2 separate regions of the Homo sapiens genome follow, and region 1 is linked to region 2. The links are chromatin contacts, found by Hi-C in ENCODE. All regions are on one chromosome and are shown on one strand. Each heading gives the region's core, a stretch centred on a gene start or an enhancer-like site at or near the end of the contact. The rest is flanking DNA. Distances are from core to core; before and after follow the strand shown. Region 1 overlaps LPCAT1 (lysophosphatidylcholine acyltransferase 1). Region 2 has its middle 38 kb from the start of LINC02982.

Region 1 (3,979 bases), core at 205-2,704, 530 kb after region 2:
TCCCCGGCCAAGGAACACTTTCTGTTTTAACATCGCGCACGAGCTGGAAGGCGTCTGTGGAGGGACACTTGCTATTATAACATTGCGCACGAGCTGGAAGACATCCGTGGAGGGACACTTTCTGCTGTAACATCGCGCACCAGCTGGAAGGCGTCTGTGGAGGGACACTTGCTATTATAACATTGCGCACGAGCTGGAAGACATCCGTGGAGGGACACTTTCTGCTGTAACATCGCGCACCAGCTGGAAGGCGTTGGTGGGAAGTGGGGGTCCTCATCACCGGCCAATGCTCACCCACCTGACGGGGTTAGGGTCTGCCCTCACCAAGCACATACACCTGCCTCGGGGCCCCACCCGCCGCCCTCACCTGCCCCTGGGGCTCAGCTCCAAGGACGGGCGGATTTGGTCACAGCTGCAGCAGGACTTGCCCGGGATCTGCCTCTCTCTCTGAGTGGCTGCCACCTGATGGGCTCCCAAGGAATCAGGAGGAGCCCCAGCGAGGCCCAGCTAGAGCCACAGGCCGCAGAGGCTCAGGAACTTCCCCGTTCCCACTGGAATTGTGGCTGTACCCAGCAGCCGCTCCGCCTTCTCACTGGCCGGAGTTGTGCCCTTGCGGGCTGGAGCAAGGCACCATGGACTCTGTGGATGATTGTTTCTATTTTAAATTCTATTTAAATCTCTATTGAAAGAGTTTTTTTTTAACTGGAAAACTCAGGCATCAGAAGTACTCAAGTTTTAGAACAGGACAGGCGGTCTGAGAAGGGCTCCCCTGCCTGGCGACCTGAGGCCAGGCGAGTGAATCCCCAGGCAGCGCGTTCCTCCCAGGCTGCCAGCGAGTGCCACTATGTGGTCAGGAATTTGCGGTTGGTCCTGGCTGCGGGATTCTGCACAATTCTGGGAGAATGGAGCCCATGCTTGCCCCTAGGGCTGCCAGGAGCATCTGTCCCTAGGGCCAATTCTCCCTTCACGGTGGCCTGAGGCCAGAGGCCCGTGTCAGGGCTGAAACCTCGAGCTGACCGCCCAACCCACTCAGCTTTCGTCTCATGCAGGACATCCACCTGCAGCCTTGGTGTCCAGCTGGCACCCCAAGTCCCTGGGCCCGTGTGCCGCAGCTTCCCCTGTGTCCAGGGCTGGGTTGCCCCCTTCCTGCTGTGGGCTCAGCAGCACCTGGGAGCAAGCTCATGCAGTTCACCCAGCACTTCTGTGTGCCCAGGTGGACGGGTGGCTGTGTCAGGGGAGGCGGAGGACGGCAGGGCTGGCACAGACCCAGGCTCAAGCCCCAGCTCCAACGCCCGGCAGCCGAGTCCCAGCCCCTGAGACACGCAGTGTGGAGGAAATAGTCCTCATTGCCTGGGACCGAGCCCAGGAGCTCGCGTGGAGTGCCGAGACCTGCTGTGGGTGATAATGGCTCTGCTGCTACAGCTCAGCCGACCATCCCGACCATGTGTCAAGGGGACATCACTGAAACTCAGTAAGAATCAAAGGAAACCTCAACACCCTGGGGACCTCTCAGGAAAGTCCCCAAGAGCACAGAAACCCCCCATGAGCCTGAAAGGTCAGTGACTTCATGGAAACCCCGGTGGGAAAGTCTGCAGGGGTCTCTGGCCTCCCTAGTCTCCCAGGGGCCCCTGAGGGTCAGCAGCACCCAGACCCCGCCAGCACTGTGCACCCAAGGCAGGCTGCACAAGGGCCAGGCTGGGAGAAACCAAGATGAGGCAGTCAGAGCCCAGGGCTTCTGAATGCAGGAACAAGGCAGAGGGGAGGAGGTACGGGCTTCTAAACTGCACAGAAACCTCCATATTCACACATAGCTTGTGCTGGGCATGGGTCTAACGTCACTAGTTGCAACAATGAGGCTGGAAGATGGCTCAACAGGGACCCCTGAGGCCCCCAGAAGGCCATCACCCCTTATTCACCCTGACCATCCCCCACAGCCCACCCCACAGGAAGAAACAGTCCACCATGGCCCAGGGAGAGCCGTGTCCACATCTGCTCACAGCCTGTGCAGGGAGGCCGCTGCGGCCCAGGGACAGCCACATCCATGTTTGCTCACAGCCCGTGCAGGGAGGCCGGGGAGAGCCACATCCATGTCTGCTCACAGCCCGTGCAGGGAGGCCAGGGACAGCCACATCCATGTCTGTTCACAGCCCGTGCAGGGAGGCCACTGTGGCCCAGTGAGAGCTGCGTCCACTTCCAACAGCCACATTTGGTAGGCCCGCCTCTGCATCCTCGGGCTGTCAGTGCCATCGCTGGGCCCACGCAGCATCCTAGGGCCTTCTCACTGTCTTCGTTCTGCTCTGAGAGCTTGGAGCTGGCAGGCAGGTGGGGTGTGGGCATGTGGAGGGCGTGGGCCCAGGACCTTCCAGGAGGGGTCTCCAGGTACCCAGTCAGCCGATCCTGCTCTAGTGCCCTCTGACAAGGAGGGTGAGTGTGGGCACTGGAGAGGAAGGCCCCACATGGGCCTGTTTCAGGAGCAACTCAATCCCTGCAGAGCCCTGAGGGTCCCAGCCCTGCTGGAACCCACCACATCCAGCAGACCCCACAGGGCTCTGCTGAGCTCTATCACCCCCACCTCAGAGGCGGCACCCCTGGCCTGGGTCAGAACAGGGGGACTCAGGTGGACAGTGCAGCACAGACAAGAGACACTCAGGAGAAAGAAGGCACCTGGGCCCAGGAGGACCCTGCTGGAGGCTCCAGGAGCCTGAGGCTGGAGGCTGGGCCCAATGCGGGAAGGTCTCCGGGGATGAAGGCGGGGAGTCAGCAGTGGTGCCCAAACGGGTGACCCCAGCAACGTGACCCCAACATCAGGCGATGTGATGAAAGGTGGAGGGAGGGTCTGAGTGGGTGGGCCGCCATGGAGCTGGGGCAGCTGGAGCCCAAGGCAGCAGGCAGGTTGTGGGTGCCTCTGTTGTCAGGCTCAAGGCGGGAGACGCTCACGGCTCTGGAGGGCTCCACCACGAGGCGTCAGGATCACGCACCACACACCAATTTCACCTCCAAACAGGAGGCTCCAAACCTCACTAAGAAGTACCCAGCTAAGACGCATGAGGGCCTGAGAGATTCCGAACACGTGACTCGAGGCAGCCGGAAACCCGGGCCTGCAGGTGACACGCAGAACTCATGGCTGGACCCACTGGAAATGGAGACGGGGAAAGGATCAAGCCACCGTGTCATCTCCCCAGACCCCGTGGAACCCACCTGGGGCACAGCGAGCGCCCTTCCTGGACTGCACACAGTGAGCTCCTACTGGGCACCGCCATGAGTCCCCTCAGTTTCGTGATATGCGTTGAGAGGTGCTCACACGCCCTCCTCACGTCTACACAAGGGCCGCCAGCTCCAAAGGGCAAGGCGATGGCCCTCCCCAGGGGCCTCCCTGCAGGCACGAGGCTCCACTCCCGAGGAACACCTGCCCTTGAAGACAGGGCCCAGCAGTGACCCCAGCCCCACACCTTGTCAAGGAACAAGACCTGACGTACTTGCCAGCTGTCTTCTGCCTGGGGCCTTGGAAACACGGCCCACTTTTGGCCTTCACCAAGGTTGCCCACAGGCCACGCCCAGGCACGGACCCAGTGTGGTGGGGGCACACGGATTCGTGGTCACCGCGTGCCGCCTCCACCCTCTGCATCTCTGGTTCTGATCAGAATGACTCAGAACCACGCGTGGTGAAGACAATGGAACGGGAAGACCCAGTACCTTCCAGTGAGCTGCACCTTGAAGCCTCTGGAAGCAAAACCTGCCATCTGCCTGCTGCACCAAGGAGGGTGGAGGGTGAAAGCACGCGCATCTGAGCTGGAGGAGGATGGCCACAGGCTCGGAAACCCCGGCGGCACACGTAGGTGAGTGACTGCACACTTTCTCGACCCAGCTCCCATAAATGTCCAGACACTCAGGTTGTGCGGCCCCAGAGGCACGGCAGCCGGTGCCAGTGTGAGCGAGGAACTGGCTTTTCCACGTGACTCTGATCCAACCACAGAGAACA
Region 2 (4,123 bases), core at 659-3,158:
ATGGCTCTGCATCTGCCTGGTTCTCTCTTCAATCGGGGCTTCTGTGGCCAGGACACTGGCATTTCATAAATAATTACACATTCCTTAAACTCTCACAAAGCCAAGAGGAAACAAAACCGCAATGCTGAGATTCCTGGAATGTTTTCCAGTTATCTGGGCCAAGCAGAGGCCCAGTGGGGGCTGTGCAGCGCGCTTAGCCTGGGACTGGGCCGTAGTCCCCTTTCTTGTGGCATTTTAGCTAAAAGACCTGAAAGGAAAATGAAAGGCGCTTTATGACTGTGGTGTTCGTCAGGGTCCCCAGACAATGGGGGAAGCCCATCCAATCCTCAGAGCTGGCTCGGGGCAGCCCCATGGATCTGTGCCCTGGGACTGACCTCGGGGCCAAGAGAACCCTCAAAGGCTGAGGTCACCCCGCCAGGGTCGGTTTAGGTGTGGCGCCTCCTCTGGACGCCCCTGGGATTGCCTGCGCGCCCGGCCCGGAGCTCCTGTTCCAAGCAGGGAGCATCCCTGGACCGTGCCCTCGTTCCTTTGAGGTTTTCTGTGGCACGCACCACAGTTTAATGCGACTCACCCCAGCCATGCTGGGGCTGGTTTCCTGTTACAAACACAGGCTTAGTTTTAAGATCAAACAACTGTTTGGGTTGTGGTCTGACCTCGCAGGGGATGTGGCTCAGGGCCTGGTGCAGCCTGGCCAAGGGGTGACGTCCGGTCATGCTGGCTTCATTCCCTGAGCACCGCAGCCTTCTCTGTGTCCCCTGTCCCTGCCCACCTGGCCTCCTCAAGCGTCTGTCCAGCCCAGCCCAGGTTGCGCTCAGCAGTGGCTCACTGGCCCCTCTGCCATCCTTGCCACCGATGCCCAGCCTTATTTATTTGGGGTATTTCTGGGCCATTCCACCCACTCCTCTTGAGGGCACCCAGCGTGTCCCTTGCCCTGTGTGGTCGGCGCCCATCTCTGAAGTGCGGGAAGCAGGAAGCAAGGCCTGCTGATGGGAAGGACCCACGGCTCTGGCTAGAATGGCTTTGGCCCTAAGCCAAAGCTGAGGGTGTGGGGAAGCAGGAAATCCAGTGTGGAAGCCATTTTGGACGTCAAATCAGTGGGTCAGGGACTGCTCACACAGGGTCGTCTTCTTGTGACTTTTCAGGGACTTGCTTTTACCCCCCTTCTCTGGTGAGCTTTCTAGACAAGGCTGCGACATGACATTCTCATTCTGTTTGGAGCAGGATGAAGGGTTCGTGCGTAACACTATGAGGCGTGGACGGGGCTGAGAACTGGCGCATGGCTGCCACCTGCTGTGGTGGTGACCACCGGGAGTCTCCCTCGCAGGCTGTCTGGCTCAAAAGGTGACAAAGTTCCAGCCACGGGGCCCCTGCTCAGCCCTGAGGACACCCACACTGGCACAGGGGACACTGCGGCAGTCAGGGAAGGGCACCTCCCCACGCTGGCACAGGGTCTCAGCACAGGGGACACTGCGGCACTCAGGGAAGGGCACCTCCCCACGCTGGCACAGGGTCTCAGCACAGGGGACACTGCGGCACTCAGGGAAGGGCACCTCCCCACGCTGGCACAGGGTCTCAGCGAGAGACTACGGCATTTGGGGAAGGGCCATTTTGTCATTGACTGGAACTTTCTCAAGAAAGCATTTTCCACTTGCGTTTCCATGGAGGTCGGCTTTGCTGGAAACCACAGGACCCTGCCCTCCACCAGACACACAGTGTGCAGAGGCGTGTACCCGAAAAGCAAAGTGCGGCCTCACACGGTTCTTTAATCTGGAGCCGGACTCCTGGGAAACAAACCAAACAGACGCAGGTACGTGCTCAGCTCTGCCGTTGCGGTTTGGTTCAGGACTAGGGCCGTGCAGATGCCTGGCAACAGCCGTGCCTGGGGGAGGATGTGGCGCTGGGAGCCCGCAGGCCGGGAGCAGGCGCCGGGGGAGCTTCGGCGGTTCTGGAGGGACTGGGTGTTCCCGCCAAGGCGTTGCTGGCCAGGGGCACAAAAAACAGCGCGGATGGGAAACGGAGCAGCCGCACTCTGTCCGATGAGTCCACACGTGGGCGGCTGCGTTCAGTGCTCCCTGGCACGGGGACCCCAAGCCGTAAGCCGGACACCACGTTCCCAAAGCCAGGAGGGTCATGACATGTGCGTGCGGTGTCCAAAGGCCAAACCAAGGTTGCGGTCCCTGCCAAGTAGGCAGTGATTCACACCTGGGGAAGCGATGTGATTGGCCTTCTTCTATTCAAATAATGTAAGCATAAGGGACAGAGAACGCCAGTGCTTGCGCTTGACAAATCTCTGGGCATTTTGCCAAGGGCCGAGCTCGGCTCCCCACCCCCAGCCCTGCCCCCCACGTGACAAGGCCCCATCGGCCCCCAAGTCCATCTGAGCTCACACTCACGCAACAGGCAAGCCTCCTTCCAAACGAGTACCCTTTCCAAAGCCCAAGTGGCCACTCCCCCACCATGGGGCTGGGACAGAGATGACCGTAGACCTCAAGCCGCTATGGGGACTTGGGTCACAAGGTGCCGCAATGCCCGGGTGCCCCCTGTGCCTCAGTTTCCCCATGTGGGAAATGACTCCATATTGGCAATGTGAGGCATCGAATATCTGAGACTTGGGCAGCGTCTCGTTGCCAAGTCAGGGCACTGCCAGCCGGGCCCAAATTCAAGGCGACGGCCGAGGCTTGAGGCACCACGGCCCCAGTGGTCAGCGGGGGGTCAGCGGGGGGTCAGCGGGGCAGTCAGCGGGGCCGCCATAAGATGGTGGGGCCGGTGGGGGGTTTCAGAGGCAGCTCTTCCCCTCACACTCCGATGCCGCGGAGAGAGCCCAGGGCTGCAGGTGGGGAAGGGCGTGCCTGCGTCTCCGATGGAGGTGACCTCTGGGGCTCTCCTGCTTGCTGCCCAGGTCGGACGTCCCTCTGCTGGCCCATCTCCTGCGCCACACCCACCATTCCCTTCTCACCCCCTGAAGCTCCCTCGTCCTCACAAAAGCAGCAGGGCCACTTATGCGCCGTCCTGTTTTTCTGGACACCATGACCAGGATGGGACAGGACTCGTGAACCCACACGTGAGATCACACTAAGATCCTAAAGGCTTTGCGCTTCTCCAGAGCGGCTGCTGTCTCATGCACACCCGGCCTGGTGTGCCCGCCCCACCCAGTGTGCCCATCCTGCCCAGTGAGTGTCCCCCCCGTGTGCCTGCCCTGCGTGGTGAGGGCCCCCCTCCCAGTGAGTGTCCCCCGCCCGGTGTGCCTGCCCTGCCCGGTGTGCCTGCCCTCCCGGTGTGCCCTCCCACTGGGTGTGTGCCCGCCTGGTGTGCCCTCCCCACCCCACCCCACCTGGTATGAGCGCCCAGGTCAGCCGGGCTGCAGGATTCTCAGGGAGTCCAGGCAGCCGCCCCAGCCCCTGGCAACCCCTTCTCAGCAGGCTGGACCCAGAGCCTCACAGGGGCGTCCCCAGCACTTCCTGCCCCTGGGGTTCCTCTTCCCTGATTCACCTGAACCCAGACCGCACGTGGCAGACACGTTCCTGCCCAGACCCGGACGCCTCCATCTGCTTGGACCACTGGCTTCCCTCACGCTTTGACCGTCAGAACAGACAGGTGGTTTCTTTTAAACCTGGGCCACCCCGTTTTGCCCTGTAAATGCTGTTATTTTTAAAGCAACTGAATAATGTGATTTTCCTGCTTTGCTTCACGCCAGCCCTGGGCTGCGACTCTGCTGCTGCCTGCCCTTGCCCTGCCACTCCTGCAGAGGCCTCCTCCCCACCCACAACTCACAGTGGCCACATGGGCTGGGCTTCTCACCTCGGCCACCTCCTCCCATGTCACCCATGTGATGATGACGGAGGGCCCAGGGGTGCCAGGACTCAGAGCCGGAGCCTCTGCCCTAGTGCCTGGCTCTGCGTGGGAGGTGGGGTGGCCAAGCTTCAGCTGTCTTCTCAGTGGGCCTTTGACACCACTTTGTATCTTCCTATTAAAAATGTGTGCAATGCTGTAATGGAGGGGGGCCTTTCCGTCACCTTGGTGCCAGCACACACTCCACCCTCCAGGGAGGCCACAGGATCTGGTGAGGACAAGGCGCCCTCCACGGCAGCACAGCTGCCACAGCTTCCAGGGAGATCCCTGGGGG

The links. Hi-C counts contacts between places; a loop is a spot of excess contacts on that map. Pooled maps may share reads with other maps.
Region 1: a loop to region 2 is called in a pooled map, with 4 times the contacts of the local background. The contact joins two enhancer-like sites. A Hi-C loop is called at or near these places in 12 of 37 single-sample maps with no recorded cell type and 4 of 50 pooled maps.

Annotation. Positions count from the first base shown.
Region 1 is chr5:1,483,702-1,487,680 of GRCh38, forward strand. The region is part of intron 5 of LPCAT1 (lysophosphatidylcholine acyltransferase 1); the gene reads right to left. Among named protein-coding and RNA genes, the nearest start is that of MIR6075, 25 kb to the right of the region's middle. Within about 2 kb of position 1,455, at least 3 of the 41 ENCODE cell types and tissues checked have a DNase peak (open chromatin) inside an H3K27ac peak, as active enhancers do.
Region 2 is chr5:956,948-961,070 of GRCh38, forward strand. No RefSeq gene overlaps it. Among named protein-coding and RNA genes, the nearest start is that of LINC02982, 38 kb to the right of the region's middle. RefSeq lists an enhancer at 3,729-3,968. Within about 2 kb of position 1,909, at least 10 of the 41 ENCODE cell types and tissues checked have a DNase peak (open chromatin) inside an H3K27ac peak, as active enhancers do.